2 separate regions of the Homo sapiens genome follow, and region 2 is linked to region 1. A link is a contact called in ENCODE Hi-C data. All regions are on one chromosome and are shown on one strand. The core of a region is the stretch at or near the end of the contact, and the rest is flanking DNA. Distances in the headings are between cores, read along the strand shown. Region 1 holds the start of LINC02550 (long intergenic non-protein coding RNA 2550). Region 2 overlaps LOC105369489 (a long non-coding RNA gene).

The links. A loop is a pair of places that touch in the nucleus more often than their neighbours do. Pooled maps may share reads with other maps.
Region 2: a pooled map shows a loop between it and region 1 (5-fold over the local background). The contact joins the enhancer-like site here to the promoter of LINC02550 in region 1. A Hi-C loop is called at or near these places in 7 of 37 single-sample maps with no recorded cell type and 6 of 50 pooled maps.

What each region holds. Positions count from the first base shown.
Region 1 is chr11:111,093,309-111,099,363 of GRCh38, forward strand. LINC02550 (long intergenic non-protein coding RNA 2550) reads right to left here and starts at 4,010. Exons shown (of 2, transcript NR_149131.1): 1 at 3,922-4,010. It overlaps LOC102723966 (a long non-coding RNA gene), which reads left to right and starts at 3,847. Exons shown (of 3, transcript XR_428993.4): 1 at 3,847-4,053; 2 at 4,927-5,008.
Region 2 is chr11:111,001,364-111,006,919 of GRCh38, forward strand. The region is part of intron 2 of LOC105369489 (a long non-coding RNA gene); the gene reads right to left. Among named protein-coding and RNA genes, the nearest start is that of LINC02550, 93 kb to the right of the region's middle. Within about 2 kb of position 3,773, at least 3 of the 41 ENCODE cell types and tissues checked have a DNase peak (open chromatin) inside an H3K27ac peak, as active enhancers do.

The DNA.
Region 1 (6,055 bases), core at 2,760-5,259:
AGCACTTGAGGACCTGACCACCAACACCAACAGAGGGCTATTTGCACTAACATTAGACCATGAATGGGAGTGAGCAGTATCCATCTATGTGGTTGAGTGATTTCCTCCACTCAACCGTTTATAGAGTGTTTATTGTGGGCCATGAAAACCAGGTACAGTTCCTATTTCCAAGCAGATTATGGTCTAATCAATCCATGCCCAGAATGAGTTAATGACTAGAGAAAGGACTCATAATTTAGAATTAAAACTGAAAACTGAAACAGAGATTCATGCAAATGTAACCTTTCCATCTCATCTGTGTGTATCAAATGTCACTGTCATTTAATTTTCTAATAAACTGCAGACATATACGTGTTTAAATGCAAAGTTTAATGAAGTCGATAAAATACGAGCATAAAACAGTAGAATGTAAACTCCTTTCCTGTCCTTTACTGCCTAATTGAGAGATAAATGTCATTTACCTCAAGATAATATTTTCACAAAAGCACTTAGAAGAGTTTCAGCTCAGTATTCCAAAAGGATCACTGTTGGCCACTATTGTTTATGATTATAATAGTAAAATTTAAAATATACATATATATAGACAGAAACCTCCATATCATTGCTGCTGATTAAAGATTAAGTGTGCGTGTCATAGAATAAGAAAACTGAGAAGAACTTAGCCCTGGTCCAACTGCCTCATCTACACTTAAGAAAAAATACCTGAATAATTGAGGAAAGTTATTTTGCAAAGGGCATGCAACAAATTAGTGGCAGAACAGAAGTAAATCTCAGATCTCCTGATTCCCACCCCAGGGTCATTCTCCTGCAACAGGCTGTTTCCTTACCTATTCGTGGCTATCTCATTATACAGGGGTCCCAGGTTGTCAAGACAAGCAGCTCTGAATAGACTGTTATGAATACATTTACGTCTCACCCCCAACTATGTTTTTAATCAACTAGAACTTAGTTCTAGATTAGTATAAATATACATTCTTTGGTCCATTCTTTTGAAATAATATTGAACTTTACTAAGTTACTTACCGTTTTATCTCACATATTTTATCATTTTCTTCTGTATTTATTTCTCCTTGAATCAGAGAACTTCCCACAAGCATGTTTTCAAAGAGGATCTTCATGTAGTAAGCCTGAGGTCATGTATACCTGAGAATATCTTTATTACATCCTAATACTTATAATAGTTTACATGAATATATCAGAAATATAATTTTTTTTAGCTGGACAACTCCATTATCTTGCATCCAGTGTTGTCATTGAGAAGTCTAATGTCAGCATGATTCTTATTCTTTTTTTATTATTATACTTTAAGTTCTAGGGTACATGTGCACAACATTTGTTTGTTACATATGTATGCCTGTGCCATGTTGGTGTGCTACACCCATTAACTTGTCATTTACATTAGGTATATCTCCTAATGCTATCCACCATGGAATACTATGCAGCCTTAAAAAAGGATGAGTTCATGTCCTTTGTAGGGACATGGATGAAGCTGGAAACCATCATTCTGATTCTTATTCTTTTTTAAGTGATATGATACTTCCCGGTGGAAACTAGAATTTTCTGTTTGCTTTTTATGTACTTAATGTCTATAATGTTTCAGGTGTTCTAACCTGTTCGGCACCCAATGATTTCTCTCAACCTGAAATTCAAGCAAATTTTTGTTTATGCTTTTTCCAAATATTTCTTTTCTTCCAGTTATTTATTTTTTTTCCTTTCTACGGGCACCTTTGATTTGCATGGTGTCACTTCCATTCTATCCTCCATATCACTTGTTTTCTCTTTTATATTTCTAATATTTTTATTACATCTTGATGCTTTTTGAAGGAGTTTCTTAACCTGATCTTATAGCAAACTAATTGTTCAGCCATATTGTAATACATTCATTTATGGAGTTCTTATTTCAACAGCCATATTTTCCTTGCCCAATTTTGCCACTTGATTCTGCTTTTTTAATTCAATCAACAATATTCTTCTATATCTTTTTGAAAATATAAATTAGTAGTGAATGCTTGACTTATTAAGGCCATGAATTTCATTGCATGTGGTATAGCTTATTCACTTGGCAGTCTTTCTTAAAATTATTATTATTATGGTAACAACACTTAACATGAGATGTACTATCTTAACCAATCTTTAAGTGTATAAATACAATACTGTTGACCCTAGGTACAATGCTGATCAGCAGATCTCCAGAACTTACTCATCTTACATAATTGAAACTGAAACTATATACCTGTTGATTAGTAACTTCCCATTTCCCACTCCCACCACAACCTGGCAATCACCATTCCACTCTCTGATTCTACATGTTTGGCTGTTTTAGATACTTCATATAAGTGGAATCATGCAGTATTTGTTCTTCTATGACTGGCTTATTTTATTTAGCATAACATCTTCAAGGTTCATCCATGTGGCGTATTTCAGGATTTGGGTTTTTTTTTTAAGGCTGAATAATATTAGCTTTTTTTTTTTAAGGCTGGACAATAATTTTAAAAGATGTATGTCTATCCATACCTTTTTTGTAGTGTTTCCTGTGGGCTCATATTTCCCTGGTTGGTAATATGAAATGGGAGACACAGCCAAACTCTCATCCCTGGTTATCGTGCCTCTCCTAATATGCTTAAACAAGAAGGGGGCATGCCCCAAAGTGGAAGACCCTGGCTCTACAGCCTGACTCTGCCCATCATTATGTGCACAGCTCCTGCTCCCTGTCCCCAGTGTGAGGTTCCTCTGTTGATTTTAATTTACTAGCCCTCTAATGGGAAGTGGGGTGGAGTGATAAAATACCCAATACCACCACCAATTTGCTGTCTAACGGTTCCTCACCACAGTGAGCACCAGCATGGCCCTGAGGTTGCTGTGGATCCTGGCTGCACTGGGATAGAACTGATGGGGATTTGGGTTTGTTGTTGTTGTTGTTGTTTGTTTGCTTGTTTTTTGAGACGGAGTCTCGCTCTATCACCCAGGCTGGAGTGCAATGGCACGATCTCGGCTCACTGCAGCCTCCACCTTCTGGGTTCAAGCGATTCTCCTGCCTCAGCCTCCGGAGTAGCTGGGATTACAGGCATGCCACCATGCCCAGCTAATTTTTGTATTTTTAGTAGAGACAGGGTTTCGCCACGTTGGCCAGGCTGGTCTTGAACTCCTGACCTCAGGTGATCTGCCCACCCTGGCCTCCCATAGTGCTGGGATTACAGGTGTGAGCCCCCAGGCCCAGCCGGGATTTTTGGTTTTAATGTTTGTTTTTGTTTGGCTTTCTAGAAAAAATCCACTGGTGGAGGGACAAGCATAGGTCCTCAAATAATAGACTGGAAATGGAAAGAAAACCTAGCTCTATAACTCCTCCACTTTATCCTCAGATCCTGGTGCCTCTCCTACCACAGCTACTGTTTTCTCCCATATAAGGATACAGGCACTTTCTCTCTCCCCAGAGCCATCCCAATTTTTAATGTTAAATGCTCAAATCTATACACTTTCTTGTCCCTTCTATGGCATTTCTGCAATTGAGTTTGGGAGAAAGAATTAGAAGTAAACGTTTTTATATCTTTTTTTTTTTTTTTTTTTTTTTTACTTTAAGTGATTTCCTACAAAACGTATGCCATGTTTCCTGAATATGAACTTGGTTCCAAATTTTCTGAGTATTTTTAATTGCATCTGATATGACTTTTGTCTTTAAAAGCTCACATTTTTTTACTTCCATGTCTTTCCTGATGTTTGGCAAATTGCTATTTAACATTTTCTGTTATCTTAAAGTTTATTGTGTTTCAAAAGAGATGTCTAAACGTTGCAGAACTTTCTCCTTAGTTCAGCTAAAACCGGGCTCTTGTCACATGACCAGGAAAGATTAGGCTCGCGGACACACACAGAAGGGTGAGGAAAACGGAATTTACTGGGGGAAAAGGAAAAAGAAAAAACTCTCACCAAAGCAAGAGTCCTGCTAGCAGGTTTCCCGCCTCACAGATTGAAGCCCAGGTCGCCACACAGGAACAGGCTCCTCCCCGCTGCAAATGGCGTGAACTTCTGGAGGCCCCACCCCGTTCTCCCAGTGCAAAGGTGGGCGTTATTCAGAAAGAAACAGTCCGGAAGGGGCGGGCTTCATCCGGGACCAGAAGTCCGGTTTTTCAGCCTTCAGGCTGTTTTAGGCTTGAAGGCAGGGTTTCGCTGGGGACCCTTGGCTGCCTCCTGCCTCTGTCATAAGCATAAACCATAGATTTGGAGGAATGCATGATGAGTCAGAAAAGCCTTCCCATTCTGGGATCTAGTTGAGATTCTCTGTTGGGCTAGGAAGAGAGGGTCTGAGAGAAACAAAATTCCTGTAGAACTTGTGGGTCCCTTGCAAAAAGAAGCTTGGTGAAGAAATGCTAAACTCTCAAACAGAACTGATGAATATAAGAGGGGAACTCAGATCCCTGGGAGACACAGACTTCGGAGGTGAAAGTCTGGGTGTTGTGTCAGCAAAGACTGGCCCATAGCTGCCTCACAGAGTGTCCCTCGCTCTGGTGGAGTCTGAGAGCCACTGAGAAATCCTGGGCAGCCAAGATTGCCATGGAAATTGTCAGGGTCCTAGGTGGTCCCACAGAGTGCCTGGTGGCCTGGTGGCTTGACATGGACTGAGAGTTGCAGGTTCAATTCTTTGGAACCAGAAGGGTCGTAGAAGAAATGAGGAAATTCTAGGAACCTAAAAAACTGTTTTCAGTTAGAAACATGTGACAATTAGCAACCATAATAGACTAATTACAGACAATGGAATGTGAATGAGGATTACTCACAAATGTTGGTCTCTATAAAAGACAAGCCTTGGTACAGCATCACACTCCCATCCCCCGATTCTGGGGAGAAAGACAGGGCATCCCAAATCAACTGAAACTAAGCACTACAGTTTCAGTGGTATGAAGACTCACAATATAATTTTTTTTTCTGTTCTAGAAACTCACATTTCTTCTATCTCATTACCTGTGGTCAGAAATTACCTCATGTGGCTTCAACAGGGCATTCTGTACTAACCATGGTAAGCAATCTGCTCAGTCCCCAAAGCATAGGTTCATGTCTGCCACAAATAGAAAGCCCTTCCTTACACCTCACACAACTTCATCTTCTAATGCCTGAGTGTTGCAAGGGAGCTGGTAGCAGTCTCCCCTTCACTTGAATCCTAATGTAACCATGATTGAACAATCTGGACCATGTGAAAACTCTGCATTTATTTCTGTATAATCACCCATGTAACTATACTGGTCTTCTATATTATACCAAAATGAGAAGAACAAGTCTTGTTAAAAGATATAATTCAGTACAGAATCTAAAACCACCACAGAGTGATGCCTGTCAGTTTGACAAAGCATTTAAGCCCTTACTGGGTTTAATGGCAGGCAATGGCAAATCTCTTAAGGTTTGTAGCAGTGGCTGTCAAGGTGCACATGTTTTTGCATGTAAAGGTCATTTTATTTCTACCTTAACTATTATATAATAATTAACATTTTGTCACTTCCTTTATTTGACATTTTGCATATACTTTACATACATTAATTCATTTAACCTTTACAAAAATCTGTGAGCTAAGGACTATTATCTCCATTGACAACTCAGGAATCTAATGGCAATGAGCTCAAGGCAACAGAGGTATTGATGACCAACCCAGGTCTACAGGCTTCCAAAGCCTATTCTTAACCATTAAGCTATTCTATCATCCCAGTAGGTCTTTTCTCCCCAGTGCAAACTGTCCCAACAAATGTAATTAAAAAGAAAAATATCTGGTCATTTAGGGACACCAGCCATGAAAATGTATTTCTAATTCAGGAAGAGGAGGCGGGGGAGGGCACTCTCTACTAACCATGGTAGGCAATCTGTTCAGTCCCCAAAGCATGAAGTTTGATTTTTCTTTTTATCTGGCGTTTATGTTCAAGGGAATATAAATGTCAGGAATCAAGCATTCCCTCTGGATGGTGGAGTAATAAATAACTTTCATACCATTTTGCACAGATGCTGTGACTAAATTGAGATCAGGAAAGATATAGACAACTATAGCAGCAAACTGATGATGAATCTATTTTTAAAAGCA
Region 2 (5,556 bases), core at 2,523-5,022, 92 kb before region 1:
GAGTATGTACCATCTGGTTAGCATAATATCTATCCAGCTCACTTCTCCCATTTAGGTAACTTGCTGCATCTCTGTGAGTGTTTAGATTTTCAACACTGGTTTATCAAGATCAAGAGATCAAAGATCAAGAGATCTTAATTATCTAAGCTTCTGGTTAGACCAAGTAAGAAAATGCATGATGAGAAAAGAAAAAGTATGATAAGTCTTAGTCTAGGTTTCTTCAAAAGTAGACCTTGAAAGAAGGATTCAAGTGCAAGTAGTTTATTTGGGAAGTGAACCCAGGAAACACTGGCAGGGAAACCCAGTAGAGCTGGAGAAGAGAAGGCAACCATAAAGAATGTAATGTGAAGCAAGTAACTGCCGTAGTCACCTGAAGCTTCATCCTCCTAGAGGATTGTAGGAGATACTGTAAAGTAGGAGCCTCAGAGTCACCCCAGCAAGGGGCAAGAAAGTAGGAAAATTCATTTGCCATTTCCATCAGGTATTGGTTGATGGCTCTCCGAAGTAGCAAATCAGCATTTCTAGTCTTCCATGGCTGTGCACAGATTGTCTCTAGAAGTCAGAGAAAGCTCTCAGGCAAACGTGCCCCAAATTGTAAATTAGTGCTATAAGCACTGAAATGTAAGACCCAGGGGGATATGTGAAGGGTACCAGCAGTACCAGCCACAACATGCTTCCAAGGAAGGGTGCAATGATGATTTTGTCCCAGAGAATAGAAAGGAAGCACTTGGTATTTGCTGACCAGCAACACAAACTTTCTCTCCCTCATGATAACTGCTCATCCTCTGGAGCAAGTCCTAAAGTCCCCCAAATAGGCCTTCACTTCCTGCTGCTCACTTCTAGTTCCTGAGTAAAAGGATGTATCATCCAAACTGTCCAAAGCAAAAGAATCGTAAGGATACTAAGAGTGTCTTTTGAAGTTGACAATGGGCCTTCGTCCCCTTATTCTTGGCTTGTATTTCTTTATTCCAAAGCAAGGACATTTCAGCACTTTCCATAGTGAGCCAATGATCAGAATCCAGATGTGAGTAGGCTGCCTTCATTTTCTGATTGCTAACAATGGTGAGTCATATGAGGATTGGATGTGACTCAAACATGAGCCCAGTGCATGTGAATGCTTCAGTCATGCCAATGTTTCCTTTGGTGAGAATCCCTCCTAATGTCCAAGCATAGCGATATGTTTATAGTAATTGTTTTTCACTAGAATAGCAGAAAATTATGTTATGTAACTATTTACATTGATTTTCAATTACTAATTGATCCAATCCTGCTGCTATGACAACTGGCGGCACTCAGTTACCCGATGAAAACTGACTATAATCTCGTAAAGAATAAGGGCAATATTGCCAGCACTTACAATCTGCATGTAGACAGTAGGTTCTTGATGAGTCCCATTACTCATTCTTTGCTGTTTGGCACATCATAAGTGCTTAAGAATTGTATATTTGCTCCACATTTCTCTTCCTCCCTTTCTCTCCTCCCTTTTTGCCTCAGTTTATCATTAGAGGTGGAATCGGGGGTTCATAAAAGAACATTCTAGATCATGATATGTAGAAACAAGTTAAATGGGGTGGGAAACTACTAATTCCTTGAACATTAGGTGTCTAAGAAGGGATTTTTTTTTTTTTTTTTTTTTAGGTCCAGTATGTTTTCCTGATCAGGGAAAGACTCTAAATGGCAACAAGCTGGGCTAGACATAATGCCACTTCAAGCCCTGGGTAGCCATAATATTCGATATTGACCCTTGGCTTATGGAATTTTTTGTCAAGTTGATTTTCTCTTTGGGGAAACCTTCTTAATGTGATTTTATTAGGGTTAAACTGTAATAGCACAGAAAATTATTAAATACATAGCAATTATATTCAGATTCAGGTACTCAAGAGAAACTGTACAAAGTCAATCCACATTGATGACATTGTTGATTATTATTTTGTACAATTGTTCAAGAAGAGTGTGCCCATTCAGAATTGAGCCAAATAAAACAGTTGACCCTTGAACAACATACGGGTTATGGGCACTGGCCCACCAGACAGCTGAAAATCCACATATAACTTTTGACTTAACTACTACTAATTTAACTACTACTTAAATACTGCTAGCCTTCTTTTGACCAAGAGCCTTGTTGACAACATAAACAGTAGGTTAACCCATATTTAGTAGGTAGCATATCATATGTACCTACTGTCTCAAGGTGTCTTGAGACACCCTTGCTGTCTCAAGGGTGGCAGAGATGGAGGAAAATCCATGTATTGGACCTGTGTGTTCAGTCCATGTAGTTCACGGGTCAACTACAGAACATTGATTCTCAAGTGGCATGGAAGATGTGAGTGTCAGTAAAGCTGTGGGCAGGGGAACTATAGTGAGAAAACATGCCAGAATCACCTGCATAACTTTTTCAAACTACAAGTCTGCTCACAGCCTGGTGCCTGATTCAGGGAGTTCTGGTCTGGTATGTCACTGAGCAACAACCTCTGGAATAAGGATGCTGTGCATGCCTAAAGAAAGCATAGGTTCTTCTCTCTGCTTATCCCAGGGTGGAGGGGCCTCCTGTTGGCAAGAAGTGCCCTGGACATAACAGGACTGCCTTCCCAATGGGGGTATCATGTATTGCTCAGGAAGGCACAGAGCCAGTAGCCTCAATGAAGGGCAAGCCCCTCTTTGTGCAGACCCCACTGGTTATGACTCTGAGGCTCACAGAAAGTTCCACTCACTGAAACCCCACCAGAAACAATCAGTCCCAATATAGTGTGAAAGAAGAGCTTCACTTAAAAACCATCATTAAAACTTTCACTCCCACTATCACTATGTTGTTAGCACCCTCAATTAAAGCAGAGATTTCCCTCCTGGAAATCACTATGAGTCTGTTACAATCACTAGGTCCCTGATACAATGAAAATATTTTCCTTGAAAGAGGCAACATTCATCCAGAATTACCATTGGACCTATATTTCATATGAGGGATATTGCTTATAACCTCTCATTGAGTACTATGCATCCGTTATAATAATTCTTGAAAACCACTATAGGATGTTGATATTCTTATTCCTTTCTGCAGATAAGGAAACCTAGGTTCCATTAAGGTTCAGAAACTTGCCTCCAAGATGTCATAGAGCTATTAGGTGTAAGACCCATCACTCCTGTACACCAGTGTGGATTATCTCAGGCAAGCCATCATTACCTACTAGGGAGGAAGGAATGGTCATAAGAGAGATGGGGACAGCTCCAGCATTCTGTATATGGGGGTCTTCGGGATGACAATCTGGTTGGGGCAACATGGAGGTGGTTTTTTTTTTTCTTTCCAGAAAATTCTCTTGGAAGCTATGGTTACATTGCAAACTCATATTTTAAAAAAACTCAGTTGGAGTGACTTGAAGAGGAGATTGATGGAACTTGTAGGGGAGTCTAAGATCACCAACCACCCCTGAGTAATGACCTTAAGCCACCATTAGGTTTATCCAATAGCATTTGTTTAAGCAGTTTCCATGTGCCAGGCTCTATGCTGGAAACACACAGTTGGCCCTTTGCTTAAGTCACTCAAGAAAACCAGGGGGAAAGAAGTAGCACTGACAAAATTATGTCATCATTTGAAAGGTGGCAATTCAGAAATATCCAAGATTCACAGTAAGAGTAAATCCTATGGCTTTCCTTTTTATGGTTCTAATCTAAATGATCATTATCATCTCTCAGGACTAGAGATTTTATTTTTCTCACAGAGTATGTGGTCTCCAGGCACACAGCTTGCATAAATCCTGAACACATTCCTCAAGGCTTTATGATGTGTGTGTGTGTGTGTGTGTGTGTGTGTGTGTGTGTGTGTGTGTGTGTGAAAGAGAACAGAGAGAGAGAATGTTACAGGGAGGATGCATGACTCCCTGCTGTGATCTGACAACATTCAGGAAATTTAGAGTTAACATTCTTACAGTCAGCAGTCGCATAGGAGACTGGGCCTCAATCTCTGCATTCCTGGGCTGTCGTCGGCTTCACGATTTCAATGTGCCTCAGTGTCTGTTTTGTATTTAACTCTGCCCCACATATAACACCACAAGACCTGTCCGTGGTTTTGCTGTTAGAGAATGGTTAATATCTAAAGAGGGTGGGTGCCCTCACCAAGCACCCCCAGGGGAGATCTCAAGCTAGAAAGATAATGATCACTTTCATGGAGAAAACCACACAGGCACAAACACCAGAAACTGATATTTAAACCCCGAACTCATAAGGGACCCCACGTTTTCCCATTAGCTGGCTTTGTCTGTTTCTCCTCATCAGCAAACATATGCTCTCCATGGAACCAGCCCAGCCCATCTGAACCAGTTACTATTTCTGTAAGAAGTAGGAGGGGGAGGAGAAAGGGAGAAGAAATTTTACATTACCATTCTCATGCGGTGCTATAAATATTTGCCACAGAAAGCCATGAGGTCTCATTTGCATGAATGATACCACAAAAGCCAACTGTGCCTCTGTGAACTAAGGCCTCTCTCACTCTGTCCTGAGTGCACTGCTTAAATATTGGGGTGGGCTCTTTGATTAGAGAGATCTTAGTTTGACTCCCAGCTCTGCAACATAACATTGTATGACCTTGAGAAACGTAATTGACTTCCATTTCCCAATTTCAACTATCCCATTCTCTCACTACCGTCTTCTACCTGCCAATTCCCTGCCACCACCAGTAGTTCAACAACACTTTGACTCCTACCAAGATCTTGTTTTATTGATCTATACAAGTGTTTCACCATCCCTTACCTCTTGCATGGCCTCCTTTTATTCATTATTCATTTAAAAACGCCACGGCCATTCAGTAATTCTTGAGTGTATTTTTAATTTCCTTGTCCCTCTCCTTTGGCATATTTGCTTGGCTAAATGAGAAACCTAGTTACATCCACCTCTTTGCCTCTTCCTCACCTGAGCCTGTAGCGTTGGACATGTTTGGAGAAAAACACATAATCTTACTGACTAGTCTCATTAAGTTTATGACTACCATCTTCAGCTGTGCCTTCTGCTGCCTGGCAACCACTCTGCCTCCCTAGCCAGTTCACTGTCTCATTTTCCTAGCTGAGGATCTCATACGTCCTCTGTTCTCTTAAACCCCCTACCCCCACTCTCCCTCTCAATTACTGGCTTTGCTTCCTGCTTTCCCGAGAAAAATGAAGAGAGAATTTCCACAAACTCCCACTTCCGCCTCTACCCATCTCCCTATATCTCATTTCTGTTAATGTGGATGAACACACTCTGCTCTCAGCTGAGCAAACCTTGCCACTTCTTTCTCTCGTGCATCATAGGATTTTTTTTTTCTGTATTCAAACTGTTCCCATACTAGCATGCTGTTATTCCGTTTTACTAAAAATCTTTCTTTTGACTCCACTTTCCTCTGTAGCTATAGCCCCCATTTCTCCCTTTCCCTTTATAGCAAAACTCTTTGAAAGAGCAATCTATACAATAGTTACTGTCTCTAGATTCTCCCAACTCTTTCTTGAACACATTCAAATCAGGGTTTTGCTCCAGTGAAAGCATTCTTATTAAGACCACCAATAACTTCCATGTTTCTAAATGTAATGCTAT